2 separate regions of the Mus musculus genome follow, and region 2 is linked to region 1. The links are chromatin contacts, found by Hi-C or POLR2A ChIA-PET in ENCODE. All regions are on one chromosome and are shown on one strand. The core of a region is the stretch at or near the end of the contact, and the rest is flanking DNA. Distances in the headings are between cores, read along the strand shown.

Region 1 (7,506 bases), core at 2,511-5,010:
AGATGTTGTCTGATTGAATAATACCAACTCAACACTAACAATCATTTGATGATTTCAAGTCAACAGAGACTGCCTCAAGTGTATATTGCTAAGGTCAAGGAAAGAGCGAGGGCAGGGTGGGCTCTTTCTTACTCCTTGACAGGACGATTGTGGGATGGCCTTAAAGCTGTACTTTAGAAGCAACACATGTGATTCTGAAAGGACTGGGGATGTGGCTCAGTGGATTGAACTCTTGGAATCAATTTAAACCATCTGCCTGTCCCACCCACTCTCCTAACCCCAAGCTGCAACTATAGGCACATCTCACCACTAAAGGCATCACCATTTTGGATGGCTTTTTCTTCCCTTGTAAAATGATGTAAAATCATGTTACTGCCATGTTTGTTTTTGTAGGATTCAAACTGTGCACACAAGTCTCTAGATTAGCAAGCTTAACACAGCATCTGGAATGTTCTCCTGCATGAAACCCTTGCCCGGGTGAGAGCCCACAAGTCTAACTAGAAAACACAACTGCTTATAGGTAACACAGACTGCTTTCTTTCTTCCTCTGCTTGGCTGCCAAGTCCTAACCTATGTTTTAAAACATAGATTTTGTTTGGTCACATGAAAATGCCCAAAATAGTCAATGCTATAATTAGCCCAAGCTGAGTCTCATCTCCTAAAGTCACTACCGGTGTCGGTGTCGTCATGTTTTAGTCTTTCTTTAGAAAACCCTTCCCTTCCTTTTGTCCCAAGACAGGCTTCCTACTCAAATGTCCCTTACAAAGAAAATCTCCCTGGCTGACTGCCATGGATTTCTCTTCCCATTTCCATTTTAAGTAATTTTTCTGTCTGTCTCTTCTAGAACAAAGGCAGAAGAAGGCAAAACTTGCTGGTTTATTTTTAAAGAAAACTTCACTTCAAGCTGTTATAAACTAGCAAGAGGCTTTATGCAGTCGCATGATTCCAGTAGACTGCATCTGCTGCTAAGGGCTCACGGATGTTCCTGTGAAAACCTCTACCTCAGCCCAGTCTCCCATGAGCCACAGGCTTCCAAATGTACAGTGATTGTCAAGGCTTTCTGCACAGCAGGCACCCACTTCTACCCAGAGGGCGCCCCCAAGTCCTTTGGCTCTTACCAGTTACGTAAAAACAGCAGTGCCGCCTTTTTCTAGAGGCAGCTAATAGCAATGAATTCAACAGGAAGTGGTGGTGTGTGTGTGTGTGTACGCATGAGGTAGGCTGTCTAGCTGCAGCCTAGTTATTTACAGAAAGGAACATTTTTCGTTGTTTAAATGTCTATAAAACATAATTTCTAATCTTTCTTAAAGCTGTACAACTATTTAAGTTGTACAAAAGCTGGAAAAAGAGGGGAAGGGAAATGATTATGAACAAAGTGTATAAAGTGTATGAAGTGTATAAGATGCCATAATGACACACATTACTTTGTATGCTAACTTATTAAAAAAAAATAAGCTAGGAGAGCTGAGTTAATAGTAAATCCATACTTCAAATAAACTGTTTTAAAAAAATTTTTTTAGGATATTCCTCTCTTGGATCCCTTTCTACTCTGGAGGGTTCTGACTTCTCAATAAATCTATGTTCTTTAAAAAAAAGTTTCACGTCACAGAACTTAGGTCAGTCAAGATGTCAAAAGGTTGTGGAGTCAAGTGACCACAGAGAGTTATGCTCCTTTAGGGTAACCAAAAGGTTTTCTTTACCTGGAGGTGGTTCATAGCAACAATCCCAGGGTGGAGGGCGGGTAGGGCCGACAGACAGGACTCTGAGGTAGGAGGATGGCTGTGAGATTGAGGCCAGCCAAGGCTTCCTCCTGAGATCTGGGCCTGAGCTAAGAGCAAGAAAATGTCTCAAACAGGTTCTCTCTTAGCACCAGAGATGGCCACTTTCTCCTTATTTGCCTTTAGTCAAAAATCATTACAAAAGAGAAAATGGATTAGGATCAATACTAGATGTGCTATGAATTGCCAGAACACTGTGACTCCCATGAGTCACAAAGCTAGGGATAGAACATGGAATACACAGCCAGCTGTCCTCATTGTACCTGGCACCACAGAAAACTGTGGTGAGAGCAAAAAGGTTCACCTGGCCCCACAAGGCTTCACTGTGCCCTCGGGCACACATCCTCTGAATTTAGCTATCCTAGCTTCAAAAAATGATTCACACTGGGTGAAGTGGTACACACCTTTAAATCCTAGCACTAGGGAGACAGAAGCAGGCATATCTCTATGAGTCTGAGGCCACCCTGGTCTATCTACAGTGACACTGTGTTCTAGGACAGTCAGAACTACATAGTCAGACCCAAGCTAAAAAAAAAACAAAAAAAAAAAACAAAAAAATATCTGTGGTGGCGCACGTCTTTTATCCCAGCACTTGGGAGGCAGAGGCAGGTGGATTTCTGAGTTTGAGGCCAGCCTGTTCTACAGAGTGAGTTCCAGGACAGCCAGGGCTACACAGAGAAACCCCGTCTGAGGGGAGGGATGCGGGGGGGGGGGGGGGGGGATAAATAAATAAATAAATAAAACCAGACAGAAAAAAATGACTTATTCATTAGACATATATGGGGAAATATCCAGCTCATAACACTATTCTGTATTAAACTATACTTTCTTTTCTCTCTTTCTCTCCCCCTCCTCCTCTTTTTCTTTCTTTCTTTTTTCTTTCTCTCTCTCTCTCTCTCTTTTTTTTTTGGTGTTTTGAGACAGGGTTTCTCTGTGTAGACATGTAGACCAGGCTGAGCTCGAACTTTCAGAGATCCACCTGCTTCTGCCTCTTGGGTACTGAGATTAAAGTCCACTGTCACCACCACCCAACTAAAACTAGCTTTTTTAAAAAAGGATTTTTTTGGTTTTGTTTTTAAGCTAAGAGAATTGTGAGTCCAAGGCCAGCCTGGCTACAGAGAGAAACCTTATCTTTAAATCTCTGGGCTTACCCCAAGGATTCTGCTTTGCTCGGTGCTGTCCTTGGGCTTCCTATGCTGATACTAAGTAGGTTAAATACCTTGGATGTTGATCCAAGATTATCTTGGACATGACACTTTATGTGGCCACCTAAGTAACAAACTGGCATAATTCACTGCCACCTTACCAGGTTTTCTTCATATTTGGCTATGAAATTCGTAATTACTGTACATACAAATGAACCAAATACTAATTTTGGCCACAAACTGGTTATCAGGCAAACTGCTCATTAGAATCACCCCAGATTGTAAGCCAGTCTATGCCACAATAATGAAACACTTGGTAAAGGGAAGCCACAGTTAAAGTCAAACTGAAAAACCAACATGAAACAGAAAGGGAAGAAAAAGCCACTGCTCAGGGCTTCTTGTGCAGGAAGGATAGTAGTTCTGTTTCTTGCAGACCCAGAAATGGCCATTTCTCCACCCCTGTCTCCCAGTCTTGGCCCATCCCTTTCCAGCCAACAAATATCCTTAGATGTATCTAACTTTCATTTTTTGAAAAAAGTTCCAATTGAGCGATGGTGGCAAAGGCCTTTAATCCCGGCGCACTCAGGAGGCAGAGGCAGGTGGATCTCTGATTCCGAGGCCAGCCTGGTCTACAGAGGGCGTTCCAGGGCAGCCAGGACTACATTGAGAAACACTGTCTAGAAAAAAAAAATCCCCAAAACCAACCGAACAAACAAAAAAAGAATCTTTCTTCAGATTCTTTAACATATTCGCACTCCAATTCGACAAAGGGATCATGACCCAGTGTTCTGAAACAGCAGTGGGGGGCTGGGTCTAAGCCATGAGAAAGAACTGTTCAGTCTTCATCACCCACATCCACACTGATCTGCCTAGAACCCCAGTTCCCATTTTTTTCTTCCCCAACACCCACATGTCTCTGTGAGCAACCAGATTAGAGGCACCGGTGGCATGGAAACGAGAGTGGGGGGAGAAGAGCGAGCGAGCGAGAGACAGACAGACAGACAAGGGGTGCCAATGAGAATGGGTGGATAGGAACCTAGGTGTTGAGGGAGGATGGGCACCAACTTGGCCTTGAGGTCCGTAGGGCAATCTTGAGATCTATCTGTCCTTCTATCTAGAGGGAAGTAGAGGGGGCTTTCTGTCCATCAAAGAGACCCAAGGGTGCCCATCTGTAGCCACGACGAGCTTTTCTCACGGCCCCATCTCCCACCTGAGGAGCCCCACACTAACAAGGTGTGAATTTCCTTTCCATCTGTCAGTGGAGGGACACTATCCCCCCCAACACCAGGGGTTCCGCTCAGCTCTAGCAGCGTCCGTCGAAACCTGACAGGCTACAGAAAGCAGCCCGAGAAGTCCTGCGGTCCCGACCCGTCCCCTTGGCGTCGGTCTCTCTCCTCAAGACCTCCCGGATCCTCCCCGCCCGCGCGGACGGCGCACGCAGACTTACCCGGAGCTCGCCCTCCGTGCGGTGCAGTCCCAGGCGCCGCAGCCCCACCGCCAGGTCGTTGACACACAGGCCGCCGTCGCGGTTGACGTCGAGTGTCTGGAAGAGGCTCCACAGGCGTAGCTGGTGGTCCGGGCCGCCACAGACGGCGCCGCCGCACGGGTCCCCTACAGAAGCCGGCGACGAGGCGGACGACGAGGCGGTGGCGGCGGCGTCCGGCGGCGGGGAGGCCACGCAGCGGCACAACACACTGCTCACCATCGGGCGCGAGGCGGGGGCGCCGGACGCCGGGCTGAAGGCGGCAGGAGAGCGACCCGAGCGCGGAAGCACGCCGGCTTTCCTCAGACAGCGAGCGCGGGCTCCGAGAAGCCGGCCGACTGGAGGGAGGGGCCGCTTCCGGGAGCCCCGCCCCGCGGCGCGCAGAGGCGCTGACCGCGCCCTCTGGCGCACTGCCGACCAATCATAGGCCGGTATGTCGGCTCCGGGATCAATGAGGGGGCGGAGTCACCGTGCCAGCTCGAAGGCGATTCAAACTGAGGGAGCCGGGGATTGGCTGAAGCTGGGTAATAGGCAAGCAGAAAGCCTTGTGTCCAATTCCCATTCAGAAGCTCTATTTAGACTGCGGAATGATGAGGCTGAGAGGAGCGTTGTGTAAGGAGAGATCGTAGCTAACAGTGGAAATGAAATGTATATGAGGGTAACTGTGGACTGAAGTTAGAAAACACAGCACCATTGAATAAAATGAAAATTTAACGGGCTGACGACTCGAAACCGAGAACACGAATCAAAATCAGGAGGCTAAGCTTTAGGAGTCTTCTAAACTGCCAATAAAACAACTGAATTTTACAACGTAATAGTCGCGACACGAACTGAACGACAGTCTGCTTTTCCAATGGAAGTGAATAATGTCCGTGTGGGCGGACATCCTGAAGCGACAGACAAGACTTTAGACCAATGACCAGGCCAGTTCTAGCAAAGAGGTGTGTCCTCTAGGAGGAATGGCAGGCCTGGAGAGCCAGTGATCGGCCAGATATTTGAGCCACGCCAAACCTGGAGGGCGGGGCTTCTCAGGGATGTGCCGAGGGGCGGGAAGAAGGGAAGTGGGCGGATCTCCGCACACCCCAGCGGAAGAGGCAGATTCAGGAAGCCATTACGCAGCTGGCTGGCGGCGGTCGGGCCGGTCAGGGCTGGGCCCTACGCACTTTGCGTAGCGAGGGGGGTTACTTAAGGCCTGGTACTTGGCCTTGAACAAGCCCTGCCTGTCCCCCTAAAGGGGGTGGGAGTGAAAGAGAGGCGAGGCTGAGGAAGAAGAGAAGAGAAATTGGGGCTGTTAAGAGCATTATAATTTCTTTAAAAAGAGAGGAAAGGGGAGGCCATGGCTGTCCCAGCCAAGAAGAGGAAGATGAACTTTTCAGAGCGGGAAGTGGAGATCATCGTGGAGGAACTGGAACTGAAGAAGCACCTGCTGGTGAACCACTTCAATGCTGGGGTCCCTCTGGCTGCCAAGAGTGCAGCCTGGCATGGCATCCTGAGAAGGGTCAACGCTGTGGCCACCTGCCGTAGGGAGCTGCCCGAAGTCAAGAAGAAGTGGTCCGACCTCAAGACCGAGGTCCGTCGCAAGGTTGCCCAAGTCCGAGCTGCTGTAGAAGGTGGCGAAGCTCCAGGGCCCACAGAAGATGATGGAGCTGGTGGGCCTGGGACAGGCAGTGGCAGTGGTGGCAGTGGCACAGCCATAGCTCCTGTACTGCTGACCCCTATGCAACAGAGGATCTGCAACCTGTTGGGTGAGGCCACCATCATCAGCCTACCCAGTACCACAGAGATCCATCCCGTGGCCCTCGGATCCACGGCCACTACAGCCGCAGCCACCGTCACCCTGACACAGAGTGAGTGAGCTCTCCTGCTCAATTCAGCTGCATAAATGGGACGGGCCAGCAATACTGGGACAGCCTGGGGCAAATTGGCTGCCAAAGGTCAAAAGTCAGATGGCGATCTTGGAAAGACCATGAGGTCTTCCAAGAACTCCCCAGACTGATCTTGTTCTTTTAGGGTCTTCCTCAGCATGTGGCTAGCTGGATCTCCCACATGCTGACCTATGTAGTGTTGAAGGCAGAGATTGTCTGTAGCCCCTCGGGACTTAGGACCTCATATTAATAGGCAGCCAGGATATACTTGTTGAATGACTAACTAGGACTAATACTGCCCAAGTGAGACACCCATTCTGTACAAAGACATTCTGTGTTTTCAGTATACAAACAAACACCAGGCATTTCTCAGGAGCTTCGTGATACCTGTCTATCCATTTGTCCATCAAGCTGTTTATGCTGGGCACCAGAAATACCAAAATAGTTAACATTCCCTAGAGGCTAGAGAGATAGCTCAGTGTTAAAGTCCTTGCTTAACACTGCAAGAAATTAAATATATAGACCAATTATATTCTACTAGGGCAGATGAAGTGTGTGTGTGTGTGTGTGTGTGTGTGTGTGTGTATGTGTGTGGCTTTACTATGAGATAGGAAAAGCCAAGGACTCACAAGAAAAAGGGATTTCCTGGTGTGAGGGGAACACATGGCTGATGGCATTGAGAAGTAGGGAAACTAGGAGGTGGGGAGGTTCATGCTGGTAACCCTAGCATTCAAGTGGGAAACCCCTAGGGCTCAAGAGCCAGGGAGCCTCACCTATTTAGAGAGTTCTAGGCCAGGAAATGAACTTTAAAAAAAGAAAGAAAAGGTATGAACAGCACCTGAGGTTGTCTTTTAATCTCCTTCCATATGCACACAAACACGTGTGTGTGTGCACATGTGTACCTGCATATACATGAACATGTATACACAGTTTCTTAAAAGGTAAACAAGATTGACATCTCCCACATACACAAAGGCCCAAACAATGAGCATTCCTCCCGAGGTTCTCTTTGACGAATGATAACAGAACAAGCTGGTTGGGTTTTGTGTCTGAAATAAGGTTTTGTGTCTGCCCTCACCTCTGAATTCTGCTTAGTCATGACGGGCTTTGAACTGGATCAACCAGACTCTCCAGGGGTATGTGGGTGCATGCTCTCCTCTGCATATTTCTTTAGTCCATATGAGGTCAGAAATGGGTGAAAAGCACTGGTCTAAGTCAGGTACTGTTCTTGAACA
Region 2 (7,230 bases), core at 3,326-5,825, 530 kb after region 1:
AGCCAGAGGGCATCCACTGGGTGTGCTATCGCTGTCTGCCTTATTCCCTAGATTGGGGTGTTCCAATGAATCTGGAGCTAAGCTAGTGATCAGAAGGTGCCAGCATCATCCTGTTTCTTACTGGCCATGGTGCTGGAGTTACAGGAACTCACGACTACACTTAGTCTTTTATGTGGGTTCTAGGATTTGAACTCAGGTCCTCGTGCTTGGGCAGAAAGCTCTTCTATTTGCTCAACGATTTCCCAAACCTTATGTTATACTTGTATCATAATTTTATCTTTTATTCAACTATCTTTTGAACGAGAAGGGCCCCCACATGCTCATGTTTGAGAACCTGGTCCCCAGTTGGTGGAATGGTTTGGGCATTCCACGGGGCAAGGGGCGGGGGAAAGTCCTTGCCATTCCCAGTTAGATCTCAGCCTACTGTCTGTGGAGTGAGATGTGAGCCCTCGGCTACTGCTCCATCACCACGCCTACCTGCCTGCGGCCATGCTCCCATTATGGGGATCCAGAGGTGATGGATCCTCTGGAACTACAAGCCCCAAATTAAATGTTTACATTTATATATAGATGGCCTTTGGTCATGGTGTCTTGCCACAGCAATAGAAAAGTAGCTAGAACAGAGTGTGGGTGCATGGGCATTCAGGGTACAGCACTCATGGGGAGGTCAGAGGTCAGCCTGTGAGCATCTGTTCACTTCAGCAGTAAGGAGCTTATAGCTGGCCCCACAAAGTCTAGTGACTGAGGCACTACTGTTCCCACCGTGTCACTTTCTGCTGTCACAGCTAACTCATAGCAGTGGGTCAAAAGGACACCATAGGATCAATGCAAGGCAGTATGAAGCCACACTGGAGTTAACACTGTGGTTGATAGACACCGACTATCTCCACAGGACGATGACAACATCTGTTCATAGTAGGGGCTCTAGTCCCCTAGAGGGCTCCCAAGGCAGCCAAGCTGCTGGCAAGACACTGAAGAGCCAGGACAATAAGGGAGTTAAAAATGAAAGACCGGGACCTGTGTAAGGTCCACCGGGAAGAGCCAGTGTGCGCACCGCAAACTAGGTGAAGCCTGTCAGTGCCCCGACCCCAGTTCTCACTGGGGATGCGTTAGCAGGCACTTTTCATACGCTACTAATCACCTGGTCCTAACAGCTCTGGAGATGTGGGGGTGAGAATGAAGCTGGGGGGAGGGGCAGTGAAACCCAGCAGGTGGCCATGTGTCAGGTCTGAAGGCTCCACGCCTAGTGAGATATTACAGGATATTAGTTTATTGTACATAAAAACCCACTTGTTAGCAAAATTATAAAATGCTTAGTTTGTCAGATGCACTGGATATGTCCAGAAGAGATGCAGTTAGGGTGTGTCTCTCAAAGCCTCCATAGATAAGAATGCTAAAGAGTGGAAAGATCCTTCCTATTTTAAGATAAGTGGCTTGGGAGAAGTCGTGAGGCCTTTGCTCTGTAAAGCGGGTCAGCTGGATAGCCTGGGATACCTCCCCCCATATTTTACAAGGCAAAATAGTACAACCCCTACTGGCTGGGCTTAGCTGTGAAGGAGATGTGGCTCGGCCTGCCAAGGGGACAGGGAGGACCTGGACCTCTGAGAACAATCTCTCTCACTGGCTCTCACTCTTTCTTTTGGCTTGGAAGAACTTCATGGGAAGAGCTCCAGATAAGAGACAGAGATCCTGCCGGGCGTGGTGGCGCACGCCTTTAATCCCAGCACTTGGGAGGCAGAGGCAGGTGGATTTCTGAGTTCCAGGACAGCCAGGGCTACACAGAGAAACCCTGTCTCGAAAAACCAAAAAAGAAAAAAAAAGAGAGAGAGAGACAGAGACAGAGATCCCCTCTTTGGGCTTGCAAGAGCCACAGAGAAGCAGTGGCAGGACACAGGTAAATCAGTATTCTAGGAAGGAGAAGCTAAGGGATTTCTAAAGAGCGAGCAGTTTAGTTGTAGGCTTATAACTCGACATTTTGTACATAGTTGAGAAAATAAAATCACCTCATTGAGCTCACAGGTCTCAGTTAACACCTCCCATGTCTTTATTGGTATAAATGTTTGTTAAGTTTAAAAGAATAAATATTACAAGGAGGTAATTTCTAAAGCCTCCCCAGGCCACCAGCTCTGCCCCTCATCTTTGGGGAGCAGCCTCCTTTATGTGACATTCTCCTGAGAACTCAGTGCCAGCATGCAGAAACTCCAGCTCCCCAAGTGACTGAGCTAAAGTGTTTCCCTATATCCCACCCTTCCTTGCACTGGAACCCCCTGACTCCCTCCACAGCGCGGTGGGATTCTGGGACAGAGAAACCACCTGCTCTAGTTCTTCCTGGCACCGGGTTACCAGGCCCCTCCCCCCAGCCCTCCAAGCTGTGTGACCGAGAACCTGGCACCCTGACCAGCAGCACCAGGCAAACTCTTGTCCTCTGTGAACCTCAGTTTCCAGAGTGACCGCATAGCCTCTAACAGGGATCAAAGAAAGCACACAAATCTACCTGCCACATAGGCCAGGAGGATGCCAGTGACAACCATCAGCTGCACACAGGAGCCGAGCAGTCCTCGGACAGCTGGGTAGGCGATTTCCGAGATGTAAACCTATTGGTGGTTAAGGTGAGATTTTACTTGGCTCTTTGAAAGGAAAGGTTTAACTGTACGCTATAGGCCAGCAGAGTGCCCCTCCCCATTTCCTGCAGATTTTTTTTTTTTGTTTGTTTGTTTGTTTTTTTTTTTTTTTTTGGTTTTTCGAGACAGGGTTTCTCTGTGTAGCCCTGGCTGTCCTGGAACTCACTCTGTAGACCAGGCTGGCCTGGAACTCAGAAATCCGCCTGCCTCTGCCTCCCAAGTGCTGGGATTAAAGGCGTGCGCCACCACCACCCGGTTTCCCGCAGAGTTTTAAAGAGGATTGTGGGTAATGGGTTGCCATTATGTGTGTGAGCACTGAGAGAGGAGTGCAGAGCTTTCCTACCCTGGTTTGCTTGCTTGCTTGCTTGCTTGATTGATTGATTGAGATAGAGTTTCATGAAGCCTAGGCTAGCTTCCCGAGCTGAGGAAAACCTTGAATTCCTGATCTTCATGTATTTAACCCTCAAGTGTTGGGATTACAGGCATGTGCCACCAGGCCCAGCCCAGCACACATTTAATATGCACAGATGTGAGTTAGAACGAAAGACTTCTCCCTTGCTGTCTGATGTGTCCTTGTTCAGCCCAGTCCTAACAGGGGTGCCATCACTTCTAATCTCAGGAGTCACTAGACATTATCCATACATACTTCTAGATTATCCTATACTTTATGCTCTAGTAAAAACAAACAAACACAAAACAAAAACAACCCACAGGTCCCCAGTCTCCCTTTCCTCTAGCTCCTTCACGCCTCCAACAGATGAAGAGGATAAGCAGGAGGCCATGGAAGTGAAGGAGGGATGGGTGGTCATCCAAGTGTGTAGCCACAGGTTGCTGGTGACCCTCAGTTGCTAGGGTCTAAATCTTTTCAGACACTATCCCGGGCCAGCAGTTTCCTGTGCAAAGGCCGAAACCACCTCGGGACTAGGCCTTACTTTACAGGGGGGCACTGAGGCTGGGAGAGAAGCCTGTGTCCAGGTAAGTGGTCCAGGTGTGTGGGCTGCAAGGTATATGTAGCCTTCACTGCAAGCAGTGAAGGGAGCCTGCAGCCTATCCTAGGGACAAACCAGAGTAGAACTGCCCAGTTAACAAGAAAATAGGGGCATTCCCGTTATCGCTGCCTAGCATACAGTGACACCACCATAGTAGAGTAAAAGATCAGTAAGGAACTGCCTCGCTGCTGACCGGCTGCCCCCTGCCTGGCAAAGGTCATCTAGGAGGCTCAAACCACTCACCGGTGCCACTAGTGAGGCGACTCCGCAGGCAAGGCCGGTGAGGAGGCGGCCTCCGAGCAGCATCCACACATCCCGGGCCGCGGTGATGACAGCAAAGCCAGTCACGAAGGGCACGGTGCAGAGCAAGAGGCTCAGCTTGCGCCCTGCACGGTCCAGGAGCCAGCCGCCCAGTATGCCCCCTGCAGCAGCGCCCAGGGTCACGACGGCCTGGGGACCCGGGACGGGCTGAAGAGGAGGCCACCAGGGGCCATGGCCCACGATCCTTCCACCCCACGCCCCCTAGTCTCAGAGGAAAGAGAATGAGGAGGATCCTGGGGTGCGGCAGAGAGTGGGGGACCCAGGACTCCCCAGAGGGCTCACCCCGAACCAGGAGGCCGCATTGTCTCCGAGGCGCAGGGCCGGGGGTGCGGTGCGCCGCAGGCTGGGGATGGCGGGGGAGCTGTAGCCGAGCGCGAAGCCGAAGCTGAGGGGTCCCAGAGCGGCGGCGAAGGAAGCGAGGAAGACCCGGCGGCCGCGGGGAGTCCTACGGGTACAAGGCGGGGCGTGAGCGGTGTCGCCGGGCGTGAGAGAGTGACCGCGGCCCCTGGGAGTCCTCACCTGGCTTCCGGTGGCCGCAATAGCGGCTGCGTCTCCTGGGGGTCCTCGGGAGACATGTCAGCAGGACCTGACCCGCGAACTGTCGCCGCTCGGGCGAGCGCGGCCTCCGCTGCAGGAGTGACCAATGGGATGCTAGAACCCGGCCCCCAACCAGAGCTGGCCAATGGAAGTACAGAGCCGGTTGCAAAGCTCAATGGAGCTGAACTACGCCAGCGACCCAAGTAAAGGTTTGCAGGGAGCTGTGTCCGGGACCCAGGCACGACTGTCCAATTGGAGTGTGGTGTGAGTCTGAAGGCGTGGCCCATCAGGTCTGAGCTTGCCAATGAGAATGGAAAGATTGTTTGGGTGTTTTGTTTTTGTTTTTCCCTCTAATCATCTATTGGGGGCTGGAGGGAGTGGGGGGGGGGGGGATGGACAGAGGTGACAGTGTGCCTGTGCACGTTCGAAGTAAACTTCCCTGAGTTTGTTTTCCTTCCACCAAGTGGATCCTCCGGATCGAACGGAGGTCGTCAAGCTTGAGGGCAAACACCTTACAAGCAGAGTCATCTCGCTGCCCCTATTTTGGTGGTTTCTTTTGCTTTTATTTAAACTTTATTTGTATGAGTGTTGTTTACATGTTCACGTGTGTGTGTGTGTGTGTGTGTGTGTGTCCCATGCATTCCTGGTGCTTGTAGAATTCAGAAAGCATCATCAGATCCTACGGAACTGGAGTTAGAGATTGTTGTGAGCCATGTGTGTGCATGCTTGAGCCCTCTGCTGGAACAAGTGTTCGTAAGCATTGAGCCATCCTTTATATTTTTACTTTTATTTTATTTTAATTTTTATATGGAATTGTCTCTAAATCTAGCCTCCACTAATGAGGGTAGTAGTGGGTCAGCGATGGATCACACTGGCTCCCGAAAGACTTCCCACCCTTACTACCCACAGTTCCCTGGAATAGGCTCCTCCCCAACTTTGACTTCTGCTTCAGAGAGCGTCAGGGTGAAAAGGCTCCAAGAAAACTCTCTTGGGCCACCTGTTCCTATCCTTGGACTTTCTGACATTGACCTGGTGCTTCTGGTAGCAGCTCACCTTCATCATGAGTGCTACAAATGTCTAGAATTCTGAGATGATGAGGACCCTGTCAGGCAAGGTCCCCCATTCCAGAAGTGGGACAGAGTGGAACTTAGTGATTCCCTTGTTCCCTGGTTACCCCACGATCATGGTAATTATCTCTATTGTCCTCCCGCCCCGAGTCTCCCTGTGATTGTGTGCCTCTACTGCTCTGCTTAATCGCTACCTTTGTGGCAGCTTCATCCGTACAGATGTAGAAAGAACCAGTGAGAGGCACCTAGTCCCTCTCTGTGCCTGGGTGTCTTCATCTCTAGAGGGCTGTGAGCAGGCTAAGCCTTAAAATGCCCATCCCGTCTGTACAGTGGTTTTACGTTACTGCAGCCACCCAATTGTAGCAACCAGCAGTTTGAAGTTTTGATCACAAGACTATTCTTTTTTTTTTTTTTAAAGATTTATTTATTTATTATATGTAAGTACACTGCAGCTGTCTTCAGACACTCCAGAAGAGGGAGTCAGATCTCCTTACGGATGGTTGTGAGCCACCATGTGGTTGCTGGGATTTAAATTCCGGACCTTTGGAAAAGCAGTCGGGTGCTCATACCCACTGAGCCATCTCACCAGCCCACAAGACTATTCTTAAAGGCGGGCGGGCAATACCGGCTTGTCCTTCTACGAAGTTTCCTGCTTGGGTGATAGATCTTATCACTGCTTTGAAATCACCTGCTCTTCTCTCTTTTTTTCCCAATAGGCATCAGGTTTCTGATGTCTGCAGAGTAAAGGTCATGGATGAATTGTATCCAGACTGGGTACTTTGTACCCGAGTGACTGGCTCAGCAGAGTGGCTTATGTAGAAGGGATGCTACAGTAAGCCCAGCTAGCACCAGACTTCTGAGTCATGGGCACCTAGGAACCATTGGCTAGTGGTATCCCTGCCCAATCTGGACCAGATATTGTCTCTAGGAAAGCCCCCCCCCCCCCCGTCCCTTTCTATGAGCAAAGCAATACTAGCTTGGTGAGTCAGATCTCTCTCTTGCTTCCTCTGTATCTCTCATACCTTTGTCTCTTATTTAGTCATAAGCGGCTTCATTACTGTCCTGGAAGAATAAATACAGGCTTGATTTTTTTTCCTGTTTCATCAAGATATAACAACAAAAAACGACAGGAAAAATACAGACACAAGCTCCTTAATTTGTATAACAGAAAAACCAGCAGCCAGCCATGTGGCACAAGCCTGCTTCCCAGTTAGCACTTGGAAGGTCCAGTGGAAGAATCAAAAGTTCAAGGCCAGCCCTGGCTCCAGGAAACTGAACTTCTTCTCCCTAATCCTAAAACAGATAAACAGCAGCCAAGCCCAGCTGATAGGAAATACTTAGCCTGCCTCTGAAAGACACACGGGGCAGAGAGAGGCACATGTTTCTGGGACTAAAAGAACATAAGGGTCAAACCATCTACTCTTTTGGAGTCTGTTTTCTTACCTTAAAAGCAGATGGTCTGGAAGATGTCTCAGTTGATGCAATGCTTGCTTTGCAAGCATGAGAACCTGGGTTTGACCCTCTAGTATTCTTGCAAAAGCAGGTGTGGCGGGGCATGTCTGTAATGCCATCCCTGGGGATCACTGGTCATCCAGCCTAGCATAACTGGTGAGCCCTGCCAGACCATGGTTTTTCTCAAAAACCAAAGTGCATGGTTCTTGAGGACCTCCAGCCTCTGTATGGATCCCCACAAGC

The links. Hi-C counts contacts between places; a loop is a spot of excess contacts on that map. ChIA-PET counts read pairs that join two places held with the same protein, here RNA polymerase II (POLR2A).
Region 2: a map of T-helper 17 cell shows a loop between it and region 1 (5-fold over the local background). The contact joins the promoter of Slc2a8 here to the promoter of Naif1 in region 1. A Hi-C loop is called at or near these places in 1 of 37 maps with a recorded cell type or tissue (T-helper 17 cell). POLR2A ChIA-PET finds 5 or more read pairs at or near these places in 1 of 5 experiments (embryonic stem cell).

What each region holds. Positions count from the first base shown.
Region 1 is chr2:32,446,697-32,454,202 of GRCm38, forward strand. Naif1 (nuclear apoptosis inducing factor 1) reads left to right here and starts at 3,761. Exons shown (of 2, transcript NM_194335.2): 1 at 3,761-6,253. The coding sequence starts at 5,743. It overlaps Slc25a25 (solute carrier family 25 (mitochondrial carrier, phosphate carrier), member 25), which reads right to left and starts at 4,774. Exons shown (of 10, transcript NM_001164357.1): 1 at 4,371-4,774. The coding sequence starts at 4,628.
Region 2 is chr2:32,977,508-32,984,737 of GRCm38, forward strand. Slc2a8 (solute carrier family 2, (facilitated glucose transporter), member 8) reads right to left here and starts at 4,576. Exons shown (of 10, transcript NM_019488.5): 1 at 4,451-4,576; 2 at 4,214-4,376; 3 at 3,854-4,060; 4 at 2,495-2,594. The coding sequence starts at 4,506.